Regions from separate parts of the Homo sapiens genome. Here all the other regions are linked to region 3. Evidence: read pairs that join two places in POLR2A ChIA-PET (ENCODE). Cell type or tissue: PC-9. All regions are shown on one strand. Links, peaks and the distances in the headings refer to the core of each region. The heading gives the core; the rest is flanking DNA. Region 1 has its middle 27 kb from the start of TRA2B. Region 2 overlaps DGKG (diacylglycerol kinase gamma). Region 3 has its middle 16 kb from the start of AHSG. Region 4 overlaps ETV5 (ETS variant transcription factor 5).

Region 1 (4,397 bases), core at 252-4,251, 690 kb before region 3:
CTCAGCCTCCCGAGTAGCTGGGACTACAGGCACGCACCACCACGCCCTGCTAGGTTTCTTTTTTGTACTTTAGTAGAGATGGGGTTTCACCATGTTGGCCAGGCTGGTCTCGAACTCCTGGCCTCAAGTGATCCGCCTGCCTCAGCCTTCCAAAGTACTGGGATTAGAGGCTTCAGCTATCACCAGTAACTTCTATAAAGCTCAACAAAGGTAAAGTCAAGGGCAAATCTTCTCCCTCAAACCAACTTCTTTCTTTCTTCTCATTTTTAACAGGGCCACTGCGAGCGGCCAGGAGCCCAGGCTCGCAGTCAGCAACTCTTCCTTTCCCATTAACTCCCATAGTCTTTCACAAATTCCTATTTGTCCTTTTTTCCAAATGCCTCTTGCATTTTTTTGAAATGTAACAATTTATTGATCAATATAAATGAAATAAAATTTAGAATTTATTTCCAACTTTGCTATATTGCATAGTAACGAGACTCCATCTCAATAATTATGAATTTCCATATCTAAATCCAAAGATTCTTAGATTTGTAAGAATTTGGAAGTTATTTTCTATCCTCCCATTTTATAGAAAAGCAAACCAATGCCTGGAAAATTAGGCATATTTTAAACGGTCTTACATTAATTAATTGTAAAGAGAGTAATATAATGAAGTCTCCTGTCTTCTAGACAAGTGTATTTTTTTTTTATTTATTTAAGTTCTAGGGTACATGTGCACAACGTGCAGGTTTGTTACATATGTATATATGTTCCATGTTGGTGTACTGCATCCATTAACTCATTTACATTACGTATATCTCCTAATGCTACCCCTCCACCCTCCCCCAACCCCATGACAGGCCCCGGTGTATGATGTTCCCCTTCCTGTGTCCAAGTGTTCTCATTGTTCAGTTCCCACCTATGAGTGAGAACGTGTGGTGGTTTTTTGTCCTTGCAATAGTTTGCTGAGAATGATGGTTTCTAGCTTCATGCATGTCCCTACAGAGAACATGAACTCATCCGTTTTTATGGCTGCATAGTATTCCATGGTGTATATGTGCCACATTTTCTTAATCCAGTCTATCATTGATGGACATTTGGGTTGGTTCCAAGTCTTTGCTGTTGTGAATAGTACTACAATAAACATACATGTACATGTGTCTTTATAGCAGCATGATTTATAATCCTTTGGGTATATACAGTAATGGGATGGCGGGGTCAAATGGTATTTCTAATTCTAGATCCTTGAGGAATTACCACACTCTTCCACAATGGTTGAACTAGTTTACAGTCCCACCAACAGTGTAAAAGTGTTCCTATTTCTCCACATCCTCTTCAGCACCTTTGTTTCCTGACTTTTTAAAGATCGCCATTCTAACTGGTGTGAGATGGTATCTCATTGTGGTTTTGATTTGCATTTCTCTGATGGCCAGTGCATTTCTTACTTTTCTCTCACTCCCTCTGCCTTCATCCTAGGCCAGAGCCTGCCCCTGGGCTGGGCTCCCTATAGACCCTTTTCTAAATTATCGTTCTACTCCATTCATCTATTCCTTCATTCATCAGAAGAGCATCTGTGGAGCACTTAGTGCCAGACACTGCGCTAGACACTAGATGCACCCGTAACACAGACATGGTCCAGCTGGGGAGGCAGGTAATTGACAGGCAACTACAGTGTCTTGGGGTGAGTGTGATGATGGAGGAAGCCCTTAGCTGGGACCATAATCCAGATGGAGAGGCGTGTTAGGGGGGGGCCTACACACTCCTACTGGTTTCATTGTCCTAAACACTTTTATCCTGTTTCAACTAAAATTGGCTTTCTCTTACTTTTGTTCCTTTGGGTTCAAACTTTGTAGCCTGAGATTCTAAGGCCTTTCTGGTCAACCCAGGCCCATTCCCAGGACTCTCTAGCAGAAGAGGTAGTAGTAACAATGATAGTAATAATAGCACATCTTCATTAAGCTTATTTATCTTAAATAACAGGCCCTCTTCTAAGTACTTTTCTTAATGTTAACTCTTCACAACATTCTCTATGAAGGAGGTACAGGTACTATAATTAGCACCACTGACAGAAGGGAGTCATGAGTGCTAAAAGGCAGAATCTGGGTTCAAATCCAGGTGGCATGGCTTCCAGGCTGGCATGTGATGATGACACCATTGTGTATCAGTGTAACCTGGCCGTGTGGACCTCAGACTCTAAATCATACATCCTAAGTTCTCCCCAAAGACCTTTTTACTCCTGGTCCCCTCTCCCCTGAGAATGCCCTTCTCTTTCTTATCAAACCCTATAGAAGGCTTTATTTTCACTTTCTTGATGTTATCGTTTGCAGCACAAAGCTTTTTAAATTTTAATTAAGTATAATTTAGCAATATTTTTTATTAGTGTTTTCTGGTTATTGTTTAACCTAATTCCCTTTTCCAATTGTTTGTTTAGATTCCCGTCTTTGTTCTTGAAGATTTTAAAACCTAGTGATCCTTGATTATCTGTTCATATTTAAGAAAGAAACAGATTGTGGCCGGGCGCAGTGGCTCACGCCTGTAATCCCAGCACGTTGGGAGGCTGAGGCAGGTGGATCGCGAGGTCAGATTGAGACCATCCTGGCTAACACGGTGAAAACCCGTCTCTACTAAAAATACAAAAAATTAGCCGGGCATGGTGGTGGGCGCCTGTAGTTCCAGCTACTTGGGAGGCTGAGGGTGAATAGCAGAAACTCGGGGGGCGCAGGTTGCAGTGAGCCGAGATCACGCCATTGCACTCCAGCCTGGGAGACAGAGCGAGACTCCGTCTCAAAAAAATAAAAAATAAAAAAAACAGATTGTGAATGGAAGCCCGACGTGCAAGGGAAAGCTCATCAGCTGATGGGCTTCACTGGAGGGCAGAGCTTCCCAACCTTTTGTGCATCAAGGCATACACAGAAAATGACAATAGCGGTGAGGTACACTGGGGGTAAACTGGTGGTGATTTGGGTACCCATAATGGACTTAGTAAAAAACTCCTGCAGGGCTGAGCCCGATGGCTCACGACTGTAACCCCAGCACTTTGGGAGGCTGAGGTGGCATCAGCTGAGGTCAGGAGTTCGAGACCAGCCTGGCCAACATGGAGAAACCCCCATCTCTACTAAAAATACAAAATTAGCCAGGCGTTGTGGCTCATGCCTGTAATCCCAGCTACCTGGGAAGCTAAGGCAGGAGAATTGCTTGAATCCGGGATGCAGAGGTTGCAGTGAGCTGAGATCATGCCACTCTCTCTAGCTGGGGAAACAGAGTGAGACTCCATCTCAAAAAAAAAGAACACAAAAAACACAAAAAACCCAAAACAACAAAACCCCTGCAGTTTCTTTACATAAAATAATTGAGGAAAATGTAATAAAATATAAGCTATTAGTAACAATATTAAAACATTTAATTAAAATAAATTCTTTGAAATCTTCCACAAACACTTTTCAAAAATTTTAGTGAGAAACTTGAGCTTGATTCCACTAATTTAACAGGTTTGATGGTTAAGCTAGTTACATGTAATTCCTAAGTATTTTTAAAAACAATCTCTTCGGCCGGGCCCAGTGGCTCACGGCTGTAATCCCAGCACTTTGGGAGGCTGAGGCAGGCAGATCCCGAGGTCAGGAGTTCAAGAACAGCCGGGCCAACATGGCGAAAACCTGCCTCTATTAAAAACACAAAATTTAGCTCAGCGTGGTGGCGGGCACCTGTAATCCCAGCTTCTCAGGAGGCTGAGGCAGGAGAATCACTTGAACCCGGGAGACAGGTTGCAGCGAGCTGAGATCATGTCACTGCACTCCAGCCAGGGTAACAGAGCAAGATTCCGTCTCAAAAAAAAAAAAAAAATAGCTGGACCTGTAGTTCCCTATTTTGGAGACTAAAATGGAAGGATCACTTGAGCCCACAAGTTTAAGCCTACAGTTTAGCTGTGATCACACCACCGTACTCCAGCCTGGGGGACAGAGTGAGATCCTGTCTCAAAACAAAATCAATAAAAGCAGTATGTATAGTTGCTATCAACTATATAGAAATGGTTTTCTCCAGGTGAACTCTGGTACAGAAGCCAAGTCACATGGTACAATACAGGTATGGATATAAGGTCCCATAAAGGAATGACTAGAAACCAAATCCACAGAATGTTATTTTCAGTGAGAACAAATTACTGTCCCCCCTCACAAGGAAACTTAGTATTGCAGTTATTCCCATCAAAGTATATTTCACATTGGAGCTCAGTTGTGGTAATGTTTAAACTTGAGTGGATACTCATGTTGAAGATATGTTCATTGCCTTTGCTGTTACCAATCTATCCTGCTGCTCCAACCCTTTAACCACGAAGATGATTAGATATTGATCTGTCCAGAAGATACCTGTAAACTCATGCCTATTTCTCCAGACGAAGACAATGAGCCAAGTTTTTCTTC
Region 2 (4,397 bases), core at 199-4,198, 340 kb before region 3:
GTGTGCATGAATGGGGTGAGCATAAGGGCTGTGGGAGCATCAAGGAGGCTCACAGCATTCAGCCTAAGGGGTCAGCTGGGAGGAGACTCCCCTAGAGGTTTATGATGCCCATGGAGTGAGTGGAATGGGGTTGAGAGAAGAGAGAATAGGAGAGAAGGAAATCTGAGGGCTAAGCCAGCCAGGGCAACTTGGGACCACATGGTCTTCCTTTGAAGATCAGAATTCCCAGTTCCTGAAGCTCATGTGAGAGTTTCCTACCAACCTTGTCCCCCGGTTATTTCTTGGTGTTGCTTTTCTACGACTGCTACAAATTGCAGAAGGAGAAAATATGTCTTTTGAAAATTTTTCTGTCTTTTCCTGTGTTAGTTAAAATGACAGAGGAGAGAATTTACTCCCTAAGCAAGAGATGGGGAATAAAGCGGGGGTGCAATCAGGGTGTCCACACTCAGGCCAAGTTTCAGAATGCTTGGACCCAACTCAGGGCTGGGGGGGCAGGTAAGACAGGTAGACACTAGGGACCCAGAGGGGACAACAGAAGGCTGGAACCCTTCCTGGGCGTTTCCCTTCCATACAGAAAGGTGATCTTTGACCAACTCACCACACCAATGGAGAAATAGTTGTTCATGATGCTGTATGGGACCTGGTCCCCGTTTTCCACTTCCTCTCTGGGGATGACTTCCAGATGCCAGCGGTCCAGCATCACCAAGGGGCTCTGCTCAATGTCTTTCAGGATTTTTGTCAAGCTGCCCCCTTCATAACCTGTGGAGGACAGCACTGCATTTGCCACCACAGCAGAAAGGCTGTATTCTTGCTAATGCACAGGTAGTTGTCAGGGCAGGTAAGCCCAGGGCATCTGTGACTATGGGACTCCCCACTGTGTCTGTGGGCTAGAGACACTTACGTTCCCCGAGCCACAGAGAAGGGCAGGATAACTGAAAGTAATCAGAGGCTGGGGGCAGGGGAGGGAGTGGGTGCTAGCTAAAGGTCACAGGCCTGTGTAGCTGAAGCGAAGCAAACCCTGGAGAAGCGGTGGGCTGGATGGCTGGGAGTCTCTGCATGGGAGAACAGCAGATCCTTCTGGGCTGTGTCATGTGGGAGATGGACAGTGTGGCAGGCAGAATTTTAAGATGGCCGCTAGGCCTAGGTCCTGCTTGCTTTGACACTGCCCACCAAGCATAGCTGATCATTGAACACTGACCATTGCACTGCCTGGTCTTGACTCATTCTCTGAATTAGCAGCCATCTGGAGTCCCCACCCCTTTTCTGGCCGGCAGCCTGATCTGTCTGCTCCATGTGTTGAGCTGAACTTCTCCATTTTCTGGCGCATGTCCAACGCCATGGGGGCTACTGCAGTTTGCAAAGTTCTCTGCCCCTTGTCTTATACACTGGTTACCACTCTGTGTTTCCTCTTAGGGAAATTTCAAAATGAGGGCCCATGGCTATGGGGCTTAGGATGATCTGAATGCTTCTAGTGACGGTAAGTAACTGGAGATGTAGCATTTTGGTCCTCAGTTTTAGTCCTAATTCAGAAGATCAGCCATTTGTGGGAGAGGGAATTTCACACAGAAAACATCTAAGTGAGCACCTTCTTGGATGGGACTCTGGGGATGGGACATATGAGACTTTGTCTTTACCCTACAGTTGATTGCTTTCTACTGGGGAAAGCAGGCTCTAAGTTGATGGTTTCAGGATGATAGTAAACTCGGGGCTGAGGGAGAAAAAGCTCCCAGAGCCCAGAAGAGGGGCTTCTATTCTAGATTCAGCATGGGATGGAGGGCAGAGAAAGGGTCATGGACTTGACATGACTGCAGAGTTGAGTATTATGCTGCGGAATGTGATCCATAAAAGGGTAAGTTCAGCCTAGCTCTGTAGAGCATCTCTGTAAACAGGAACACCTGTTCCCAGGGTACCACCATTAGCATGCAAACTCACCTCCTCCCCAGCGGAGACAACGGGCAAGGTCATTTCCTGTTCCAAGAGGCAGGACAGCCACTGGTGGATGCTTTGCAAAGTTGGCCTTATCTGCAAGACACACAGAGGAACAGAGAACCATATGCCATGGGACTGTAGAATGTTTGAGTTGTCTTTTTATCCCTGATCTGATGCTTGAACCCCTCCATAGCATTCTTTGTTTGAATACCACCCTGATGGGAAACACACTACTTCCTAAAGCCATCTATCCCATCTGCAGCGTGTTAACCACCACTAATTGAGTTAAATCTGTCCATTTGTATTTTATATTGAGCTAAATCTGTATCCCTGCAACTTGCATATGTTTATTCAAATTTCATCCTAAATCTGTCCTTTGGGGTGGCAGCATACACCCCAAAACATTAAGTTGCATGTTTTTAATCCTTAATGATAATCAGCACTTACTCCATTTATTCCTCAGCCTAACTTTGTAAGGGATTATCCTCCTTCAAGTAGCTGAAGAAACTGAGATTGACAGAGGGAAAGTAGTCTACAACCATTCTACCCTGAACACGCTCAATCTCATCTGACTGCAGCAGCTAGGCCTGGTCAATACTTGAATGGCAGACAGGGAAAGTAATTCCAGAGCCAGGATTCAAACCCAGATCTCTATGGCTCCAAGTCCATTCCCCTCCTCTCTTCAGGGGCCAGGCAGGTATACAGATTAGTAAAACAGGTGGGGCTAGGACACTAGGGAATAGTGGGACATTGGACAAGCTGAAGATGCTCACCTTCAACTGTTCACCACTCGAGTTTAAAAGTTTAAAAACTAACATTAGCTAAATGAACAAAACCTCCAGGTGTTATTTGGCCCCCACAACCAGTTTGTCACTTCCACCACCTCTCAGAATTGCAATGACACAGATTCCTAATTATTCCTCTTCTGACAGTTGTGAAGGACATCAGACAGAACCATCAGAGAAAGCACAATAGAACATGTTTTCATCTGGCCTCAGATCTACCGTGGCATATTGTCTAGGCTGGGAGAGCTGAAGAGGGCACAGGCATCCATCAGTCTTGGGGGTGGGTGGGTATTTCCATGAGACCTCAGCACGCATGGTGCCCCTGGATGTGAGCAATGTGATTGCGGCGTGAGGAGAGATGCAGGAATCAGCAGGGAAGGCTCAAGCTAGGGTTGTCCTGGCAAACTGGGAGCTCATAGGTCCTCCAGGTTGTCTGACCTATATCAGAAATGGCTGAGCGCAGGCAAGACCCAGGACTGAGATGGCCACTGGAAGGCTTGAGATAGAGAGCAAAACAATGCAATGGCCCCTCTCGTTGTCCTCAGAACATGTGTTCAGAGCACTGCCTCCCTGCCTTTGCACAGCCTGCTCCCTTTGCCTAGAAGGCTCTTGTTTCCTGTGTCTGCCCCTTCTTCTGTGTCCCCACCTCGGCAGGTCAACTGTTGTTATGGTGTTTAGGCTAGAAAGCTGTATGCCGCCCTAGGTTTTTCCTTTTCCCTCACACATCCATTCACATATCACATTCTATGTGTTGTCTCCTTACTAGATCTCCAAGCAATCTCTTCTCTCTATCCCCATGGTGATGCCTGAGTGCAGGTATGATTCCTTCCCACTGGTATCGCTGCAACAGCCTCCTCTCGGCTCTCTCCGCCTCCAGTTCCACCCTCCTAGTGTGTCACCCACACTTTCACCAAGAAGGGAAGTCCATGAACCACAGTCCCTCGCACTGGCTCACTGCTTTCACTTCTGGGATGGGGCTGTGTGGCTCCTCATGGCCCCATAGCCTACCACAGTAGGCCCAGGAAGCAGGCTCTGCCTTTCTCCCTAGCCTCATCCTTCTGCACATCCTGCCTCCCACGCAACATGTCAACCGTTCTCAAGTGTTTTCACTTCCTTAAAGCACAAAGCTCTCTGTGGCTCAGCTCAGAAGCTGCCTTTGGGAGACCCTCCCTAGTTGCCCCAGCCTGGACCTGGTGCCTCGTCAGAATATTTCCTTAGCACCAGAAATGATCTCTTTGTACTCTCTTGTAATTATCTCCTTGTTTGTTCCCTGAATGTATTGTAACCTCCCCGAGGGGGACTGGGTCTCATTCTCACAGCATCTTCATACATATCGACTGAAGCCTGCTATATGCAGATGCAGTGTTAGGTGCTCCGGCTCTGAGAGTGGGCAAAAAAGCCGTGGCTTGGGTTCTCATGGTGCTTACCGACTGTCCAGTGGGACAGACAGATAATAATGAGGAATCCATGGAGATAATGCATCATTTCACATTCACGTTGGAAAACAAACAGAGGAGCACTGTCGTATAAGAAGGTGACTGAGGCTGGTGGGTGTGTCAGGGGAGGCTCCCCTGAGTAAGCCACATGTCAGCTGAGATCTGGAGTGGAAGCTGACTGAGTGAAGGCTGGGGCAGCACTGCAGACAGGGTGGCCAACTTGTGTGAAGGCCCTGAGGTGCAAGGG
Region 3 (4,397 bases), core at 205-4,204:
CTAAGAAGATAGGCTACTTACATGGTTATGGGCTTAAAGGCCTCTGGGGAAAAATATATATAATATATTTATAAATAAATATATATTATATATAAAATATAAATATGTAATATAAAATTTATATATAAATATATATAATATAAACATTGTATATTATATAAAATATATATCATATAAACATTGTATATAATATATATAATATAAACATCATATGTTATATATAAATATATATATTATATATACATTTTGACAGAGTCTCACTCTGTCACCCAGGCTGGACTGCAGTGGCACAGTCATGGCTCACTGCAGCCTTGACCTCCCAAGCTCAAGCCATCCACCCATCTCAGCCTCCCAAGTAGCTGGGACCACAGGTGCATGCCACCATGCCTGACTAATTTTCATATTTTTTGTAGAGACGAGGTTGTAAATATCTTTAAATTTTTTTTTTCTAATCGTATGTTGGCAAAATTCTCCCACTTTTGTTTGCTGTATTCCTTTAAAAATTTATTATTATTTTTAAAATACTGTTTATTAATGTTTTTATATAGAGATGTGGATCTCACTATGTTGCCCAGGCTGGTATTGAACTCCTGGGCTGAAGCGATCCTCCCGCCTCGGCCTTCCAAAGGGCTGCGATTACAGGCAGGAGCCACCGTGCTCAGCCTGTTTGCTCTATTATTTTTTAAATTTTTGTTTGTCTCTTTTTGTTTGTTGTGTAGTTATTAATTTTATGAATCTCCTTAAGGTAAATATTAAGGGATTTTTACAATTTAGATAATAAAATATATTAGTTGTTTGCTATAAACAGTGATATTTCAGATTTTTGGCTGACTTGGACTCCTGACAGCTGGCAACAGCCCACTGGCTGGTCTGAGAGTCCCTGTCACAGTCTGAGCTTGAAGGCACAGTTTGCAAAAACCCTCAAGAAGGAAAGCCCAGAACCAGCAAAAAACATCTTTTTTTTTTTTTTTTTTTGAGACGGAGTCTCGCTCTGTGGCCCAGGCTGGAGTGCAGTGGCGTGATCTCGGCTCACTGCAAGCTCCACCTCCCGGGTTCATGCCATTCTCCTGCCTCAGCCTCCCGTGTAGCTGGGACTACAGGTGCCCGCCACCACGCCTGGCTAATTTTTTTTTGTATTTTTTAGTAGCGACGGGGTTTCACTGTGTTAGCTAGGATGGTCTCGATCTCCTGACCTCCTGATCCGCCCGCCTCGGCCTCCCAAAGTGCTGGGATTACAGGCGTGAGCCACCGCACCCTGCCACAAAGAACATTTTTTAAAATGTTCCTCTATTTGCATGAAAGGGCACTGCCTGCTGTGGAAAGGATGGATCCGGTGCACATTCTATCAACTATGGAGAGTCATGCAGGGAAACAGATTGGTTGCTGTCCAGCTTCCAGGTCATTCTAGTGTCATATTAACTCCCCTTTCCGAGTGCTGCCCGGGGCCTATTCATGCCTACCCCTCCCCATATGACTCAGGGAGGGGCTCTCTGTACTCTTGGCAGCCAGAGAAAAGCCCATGATCTCTGGTGTAGAGATGAAGTGGGCACAATTACATCAAAAGGAGAGAGGGAGAGCTCACTCGTGAAAGCTTTCATTTGGTATAAAGAAACAATCAGGGGGAGAAACGAGATGGGGGTGAAGCTGGAGATATTTCGGATGATAATCTACCTCACTTTCCCTGTGGCTATGTTCTGGGTTTCCAATCAGGCCGAGTGGTTTGAGGATGATGTCATACAGCGCAAGAGGGAGCTGTGGCCACCTGAGAAGCTTCAAGAGTTAGAGGAATTCAAAGAGAGGTTACGGAAGCGGAAGCGGCGGGAGGAGAAGCTCCTTCGCGACGCCCAGCAGAACTCCTGAGGCCTCCAAGTGGGAGTCCTAGCCCCTCCCCTGATGAAATATACATATACTCAGTTCCTTGTTATTCAAAAAAAAAAAAAAAAAAGAGAAAACATCAGGAGCAATTGTAGGTTTCTTCAATGGGAAAAATAAGATTAAAACAATATACTTCATTGCTTAAACATTTATTAAACAGCCACTATGTGCATGAACTTCAGGAGGCACTGGGAAACCAGGGATACCCAGAGCCCAGCTCCTACACAGAGGAGTCCAGCCAGTGCAGGGTGGGGTGCAGGCCGTGCTCCAGCCTGTCCTCCGCAGCAGATCCCTGAGCTCAGACTCCTCCCAACACACAGCTTAAGAAGGTGCCTTCCAATCTATTAGGCATCCTCATCTGGGGTTTGCTGATGATGAGTCTGGTTTTCTTTCTTTCTTTCTTTCTTTCTTTCTTTCTTTCTTTCTTTCTTTCTTTCTTTCTTTCTTTCTTTCTCTTTCTTTCTCTTCCTTCCTTCCTTCCTTTCTTCTTTCTTTTTTCCTTCCTTCCTTCCTTCTCTCCTTCCCTCCTTTCCCTTCCTTCCTTTCTTTTTCCTTCCTTCCTTCCCTCCCTCCCTCGCTCCTTCCCTTCTTTCTTTCTCTTTCTTTCCCTCTCTCTTTCTTTCTTCTTTCTTTTTCAAAACAGAGTTTCACTCTTGTTCTCCAGGCTAAAGTGCAGTGGCGCGATCTCAGCTCACTGCAACCTCCGCCTCCCAGGTTCAAATGATTCTCTTGCCTCAGCCTCCCAAGTAGCTGGGATTACAGGCGTGCGCCACCATGCCTGGGTACTTTTTTGTATTTTTAGTAGAGACGGGGTTTCACCATGTTGGCCAGGCTGGTCTCAAACTCCTGACCTTGAGTGATCTGCCAACCTCAGCCTCCCAAGCTGCTGAGATTACAGGTGTGAGCCACTGTGCCCCAGCCTGGTTTTCTTTTTTTTTTTCTTTTGAGAAAGAGTTTCCCCTTCGTCACCCAAGCTGGAGTGCAATGGCACGATCTCGGCTCACTGCAACCTCTGCCTCCTGTAATCCCAGCTACTTAGGAGGCTGAGGCATGAGAATTGCTCAATTGCTGGGATTCCAGGCACACACCTCCACGCCTGGCTAATTTTTGTATTTTTTGTAGAGATGGGGGTTTCATCATGTTGGCCAGGCTGGTCTCGAACTCCTGACCTTGTCATCTGCCCGTCTTGGCCTCCCAAAGTGCTGGGATTATAGGCATGAGCCACAGCGCCTGCCCTGGTTCTGGTTTTCTCCACTCCTGCAGCATGGTTTTCATCACCTTCTCCCACCTCCCCTTCCTCCTCCTTCACACACATTCTTCTTTGAAAATGTCATCACCACCTCCTCTATGTATGGCACGGAACCAGACCCTGGCCACCGCTGTTTATAGCAAGAGAAGCGGACCATAGTAGAGGAGCTGTGCCAAGCAGGCCCTGTGCTCTCAGGACAGCAGTAAGTTGTAGCTGCTCCAGACCTGACACGTGTGCTCTGAAAGGTGACTTCATTCCTTGTTGATGAATGCATCTGAATGGAAAGTGTTAGAATGATAGGAACTTTAAGTCACACACTTATTTTAGTATTTAACAAAATGCCTCGGCTAAGGAAAAAACTAAACAATTGAGGCAATTGCAAAAAATCAAAGTCTGACAACCTCATGGTTATAGCCCTGTTTCCAGAGTAGTAGGCCCCCTGGCTCTGCCCTTGTGCACCCCAAAACAGCCTGGCCTGTAAGTGGAAAAGTACATGTGGCATGTGTGTGTGTGTGTGTGTGTGTGTGTGTGTGTGTTAGAGACACCATCAGAGAGTGGCAGGGCAGAGACAGAACTTAGGCTCGTAGCTGCTGGTGGGTTAGAATTTCTACTTGGGTGGAGCTCAGGTAGCCTGGCCGGTGGTGAGGTGGACTGACATGTCACAAAGTGGCGCTCACATAGCATTTTATGTTCAACTGAGAAAACACCAGTCATTCATAGCAAAGGAAGGGAAGTGCTGACGGAAATTAGGGTGCCCTAGGCCCCATCCCCATCCACTCCAGGTCACCCTGTATGCCCCGATTCCCTGCTCGGGTTCTCTGGTCAATAATTTTTCCCTGGACACTGAATAACAAAAGGACTTTGAACTTACACTTCATTACATCAGAAAGTCACTGAACCTTGACCTGTTAGTTTTGGATTTTCTACCAAGAGATAATGCTGCCGCCCCTCTTTACAATCTCCTCTTTACATGTCGTCTCTGTTGGTTTAAACTGTCCTTGGTAACCATTTCCTATCCCTTCTTAAATGTGACGTTCCCAAATTTCTTTTGGTTAAGGGTTGTATTCTCTGTTCACTTTTCAGAATATGCTGTGTTTTAGTATACAGTGAGTGGACATTGTTTTTTAGCAGTGATCAAATGACATAGGAACTATGAGAGGACCACTCCCTTCTTCAGGGCGTGACTGCCTGCCCTGGGCACTGCTGCCTTCTCCTAGACACTGCGGCCTGTTGCTGGGCACTGCTTCCTCGACCCGGGCACTGCCCGGCTACT
Region 4 (4,397 bases), core at 293-4,292, 500 kb before region 3:
CAGAAACTCAGCAAGTACGTCAAGGGTGCCTAAACTGTGACTTGCTCTCTAGCACATGCAGTCTTACTGGGAAACATAGCATTAGCTGCTCAAAGTCTAAATGCAGCCTAGCAACACTTGGCTAGTGTATGTGTTTAAAAGAGGAAACAGAAAATGAGAAATAGCCCTAACTAGCTTTTGTTCTCTTTATCTAGAAGGTCATCCCAAGGACTCAGAACTCTGGGTTTGAGACCCTTTACAGTGTTACTTCCCCACCAGCTGGAGGCTGGGGCAGCTGGGATGGGAAGGGCATGTGGTAGGGAATGCGGTGGTGTGCGGGCTGTATGCACCAGGTGTCCACAGTGCGCAGAGCAGGCGCTGTGGCCGAGGCGGGACATAAACACGTGACAGGGCTCCTCTGCTTCTGCAGACACTTGGAGCCTAAGAAATGTGATTTGTTTCCTGTTTCAATAGGCATAAAAATGGGGAAGCAGGGACTATGATTATTAGTTGTCAAAATACTAAATACCTCCCAAAACCCTATGCTGTTTCCACCTTCTTCCGCAAGAAATAAAATTCCATGGCTGCTGGGGAAGAAAAAAAATGAAGAGGGAGTTGAGGAGAAGCAGAAATTTTCTGAGTCGAGATATCCCTCAGCACAGCAAAGTTATCCCCCCTCAATTATTCTCTATTAAAATTCAGATGAGGAAACTAGGGGTAGGCTCCAGGATCCGGCCTTTACTGTGGGTGACCATGTGAAAGAGACATCCCCCCCTCTTCTATTCTACCTTTTCTATGGGAAAAGTATAAAAGACCCTCATTAAGTGCTCTTGCAGGCCATTACAAAGCATTTCCAGGCACTCAGCTGAAAGTGTTTATGTAAGCGAAGTCCTTTTCAGCCCCTCTGGAGAAACACAGATATCAGCAACCTCCTACACAGCTGATATCTAGGGTTACCTCCTGAGAGGTTTCAAACTCTCTCACAAAAGGACAATCTGCCCAGGCCTGTTCTTTTTTTAATAGGGAAGGGAAGGCATGCTTGCAAGGCCAACTTACAGCAAGGGAAAAAAAAATCCTTGAGGCAAAACACAAGTGCAAACTGCCTTATTAAGTTTGTGAGGATGAAGAGTAGGAACTAAGAAGAGCTCTTTAAAATCCTGAGGAAGTTGCTCTGGATCATTACTATTAAGTTTTGTTTTGCCTTTTAACTGATTGTCCTTTTTATGCTCATCATACATCCCTGGGCTATCCCACAGAGAACACTGGACGTGTGTCTGTGAGCTGCCGGTGAGCTACCAGGTAAGATGTTGGAGGATGTTTAAGTGTGGAAGCAGCTAGGTGTGGTGGCTCGAACCTGTAATGCCAGCTATGTGGGAGGACTGCTTGAGGCCATGAGTTTCAGACCAGCCTGGGCAACACAGCAAGACCACCCCCAGCACACCCGCTTGGCCAATTAATCAATCAATCAATCAAGGCTGGATGCTATTTTGAGGCACGTGCACCCTTAAAACCTGGCCTAGTTTTGGCATGATGAGGCTACTTTGGTTTGGGGGTTGCTCAGAGGCTGGGTTTTTCTGGTACTTCCAAGGATGTTCATTTTGGGAGGCAATGCATTTGATTAGTGTCCAGTGGAAGGGTTTACAGCCATAGTGAGGTTCCCCCATTGCTCAGTACCAGAAGTTTGAGTACGGTCGTTTAAAAAATACTTATCTGACCACAGTGGAAAATTAAACAGGAGTGAAGGCAAAGGAGTAGAAAAACTACAACTTTGTCTCCCCCTGTGTTAAAATTGTAAGCCTAAGCAAGAAGTGTCTGTGTCGTGGCAGGTAAACACCTGGGCTATTCAGGCCTGGAGTAGAGGGGAGGTCAGAGAAGAGCAGGCAGGAATCCTCAATGGGGAGCTAAAGCCACAACCCCACGGGAAGGAGATAAAAGGGTTTAACAGCCTCAGATCAAGTCTCAACACCTCCCTCTCCAGGGGAAGCTAAACCACCCTCTCCTCTTATTATCACGCCCTTTAGACAGCTACAGTCTAAAATGAGAGACAAAGAAAGGGGAATGGGCTTCACTGGCTTTGTGGGTCAGCGGCAGCTCTTCCCCAGAATCCCAGGCCATCAGCCCGGCAGTTTAAGGGTTAAAGTGAGCACTTAAAAGAAAACTCAAACCCCATTAAGCCCAGGCTTGGAGAACAGGGAGCAGCAGGGAAGCCAAAGGAAACTAATTTTGGAGGCTCTCCAAGCTGCCAATCACAAGCATATTTCTAACAGTCCCAGTGTTGTTTGAGTTGGTTGTTTTTCCACGGGCTGCACAATGGGGTCTGGTTATTCATTGAAAAAGTCTGCAAGTGAGCCCCGCCCTCCATTCACAACCAATTTGGAATGCTCCATTCAGGCAAGAGGGGGAATCTGCAGCTCTGCTAGCTGGGGCAGACCTAATAGTGCTCAGCGCCCAGCTGTCGCCGCAGGGACGCTTGCTCGCTCAGTACGCTGTGTTTACGTAAGAAATTCAGACACGGCAGGGGATCTTGCCTGCTGTGCACCCTTCCTAGGATTCAAATGGCCAAGACCCTTGTGGAAATCTGCAAGGCTGTGCAAAAGTCCGCTAGAAGTAAGGTCAGAAAGTGCCCTCTGGCAAAACGGGAAAGGCAAAAGAAAAACTATCATGTGCCCCTCGGTTCAGAATCTGGCTGTAGCTACCAGCGGAGAGAAACAGACTTCAGTGGTATTTCTCCTGCCCCAGGGTGAGCTGGTTTGCATTAGGGCACAACTCTCTCTGGAAGCCTGCCTCTCCAGACCTTCCTTCCCATTCACTGCTGGTAGCTACATCGGGAGCCACCTGGCTTCCTCCCCAGGGGAGGAGGGCTCTGGAGACACTACCAGATTTTCTGGCTGCAGAGGAGGGGACAAGCTACCTATTAAGACAATTTCACAGTTCCTTTTTTGGCTTTGGATCCAGCCTGAAGAGTTCAGAATACCCTCCTGAATGCTCATGAGACATCAAAAGGGAAGAATGTGGAGATCTAAGGTTGGAGGGTGAAATCTACGCCGAGACTTTGCAAAGTACAAGGCAAAAAAAACTGGCTTTGCTTCTTAGATATTTTTTCCAAACCTTCAATAATCACCCTGAGGGAAAGCGGATGGAGCCCGTCTGACAACCAGACTTTATTTCAAGGAAAAGCATACTTCTTTATGAAAAGCAAATCCAGGAGATAAATTTTAGCTCATGGTTGTTTCCTTTTTTTCATCACATATTTGGCTATTTTCAAATGTCTTATGTATGCTTCTTCTCACTGCCTGCCCTCATGTCCCCTCCAGCGAACTCAGTGCCACTGGAAGCATTTCTCTGAAGTCCTTCTGACCACAGAATCCCCATTCCATGCCTCGGCTGTTCAGATCAGCCTCAAACTCCTGGCCTTTTAATAACTAGATCTTATCCTGCTCCCTGGAATCTTGCACTCTCTGCTTCAATTTTCCCCTAGATGCTTCTTTCTTTTTAAACAAGGGAGCCCCCTTTATTTTCTATGCAGAGTCCTCTTACGGGGAATTCTTTTCCCTTTAACATCTGAGTTGCTAACCCACTGTCATTTGCCTGCCAGGCCCAAAGGTGTACTTACATTATGGTTATAATTTATACATACACACTCTAACTAGTGCCGGCACATACTAGGGGCCTGGTATCTTGCCACTCCTTTAAGCCAAGCCTAGAGGGATAGGACAATGATAGAAACTGACGACCAAAGCCTCTGTTAAATGAGCTTGATGAGTTCACAAAATGAATTTTTAAAAAAGCAACCTAATCCGGTAATGGCATCAGCATGCCTGGCACTTGTCCAAGAGCTGGGAGCTGCAACATGACAAGCCTCTGAGCTCCTTGGATTCCAAGTGGAGAAGCACTGTGTGCCAGGGCACAGATGGGGCCCAAGCTGCCTCAAGGGCAGCCGTATGCCCGAGAGGGGGCTGTCAGCCTCTGAGGCTGGATGTACTTTACCACCACTAAAACCCAAGAAATGTGTGGAGGGAACAGTTTCTCGGCAGAGAATCACACACCCCACCCCACCACCAAGAAACATTTTTTTCTAGGGCTGAAATTAAAACAATGATACTACTAGATGGTAGAAATGGGAGACAGTACACATTTTCGGCTTCATTATGCTACCCATGCCTTACTCCTGTAAAACTGAAGAATGCTGAAAGAGGAGGGGATAAATGGTAATTTCTTCATGGATGCCAGGATTTTGTTACTTCTGGCACCTACACAAGTGATCTTGACACAGATGTAACTCCCCGTCCCAAATCTTTCTCACCAAATACAAAGGACTGGTAAGCCTACTGGGTTTTGTTAGATGACTAACAGCGCAGAGACACAGAAGGGTAAGAGAAAAATTCAGTTTTAAATAAGCCTAACTGAATTAAAGGTAG

What was found. ChIA-PET counts read pairs that join two places held together with the same protein. Peaks named below come from ENCODE experiments on the same cell type or tissue, not always from the same donor. Only the 100,000 strongest peaks of a DNase experiment are listed, where the experiment ranks them.
Region 1: POLR2A ChIA-PET joins it to region 3 with 6 read pairs; 1 of 35 experiments calls an interaction of 5 or more read pairs at or near these places.
Region 2: POLR2A ChIA-PET joins it to region 3 with 6 read pairs; 2 of 35 experiments call an interaction of 5 or more read pairs at or near these places.
Region 4: POLR2A ChIA-PET joins it to region 3 with 6 read pairs; 1 of 35 experiments calls an interaction of 5 or more read pairs at or near these places.

What each region holds. Positions count from the first base shown.
Region 1 is chr3:185,909,101-185,913,497 of GRCh38, forward strand. No RefSeq gene overlaps it. Among named protein-coding and RNA genes, the nearest start is that of TRA2B, 27 kb to the right of the region's middle. In PC-9, for the core only: no CTCF peak of the experiment used is centred there; no DNase peak of the experiment used is centred there; H3K27ac peaks cover 430 bases.
Region 2 is chr3:186,251,161-186,255,557 of GRCh38, forward strand. DGKG (diacylglycerol kinase gamma) reads right to left here. Exons shown (of 25, transcript NM_001346.3): 18 at 1,933-2,022; 19 at 599-759. Among named protein-coding and RNA genes, the nearest start is that of DGKG, 110 kb to the right of the region's middle. RefSeq lists enhancers at 3,887-3,946, 4,047-4,336, 4,367-4,397. In PC-9, for the core only: no CTCF peak of the experiment used is centred there; no DNase peak of the experiment used is centred there; H3K27me3 peaks cover 3,120 bases.
Region 3 is chr3:186,595,344-186,599,740 of GRCh38, forward strand. It overlaps the pseudogene PET100P1. Among named protein-coding and RNA genes, the nearest start is that of AHSG, 16 kb to the right of the region's middle. RefSeq lists an enhancer at 1,597-1,891. In PC-9, for the core only: no CTCF peak of the experiment used is centred there; a DNase peak (open chromatin) is centred at 1,758; H3K27ac peaks cover 599 bases.
Region 4 is chr3:186,095,588-186,099,984 of GRCh38, forward strand. The region is part of intron 5 of ETV5 (ETS variant transcription factor 5); the gene reads right to left. Among named protein-coding and RNA genes, the nearest start is that of ETV5, 11 kb to the right of the region's middle. RefSeq lists an enhancer at 1,999-2,512. In PC-9, for the core only: no CTCF peak of the experiment used is centred there; a DNase peak (open chromatin) is centred at 2,324; H3K4me3 peaks cover 1,460 bases; H3K27ac peaks cover 1,552 bases.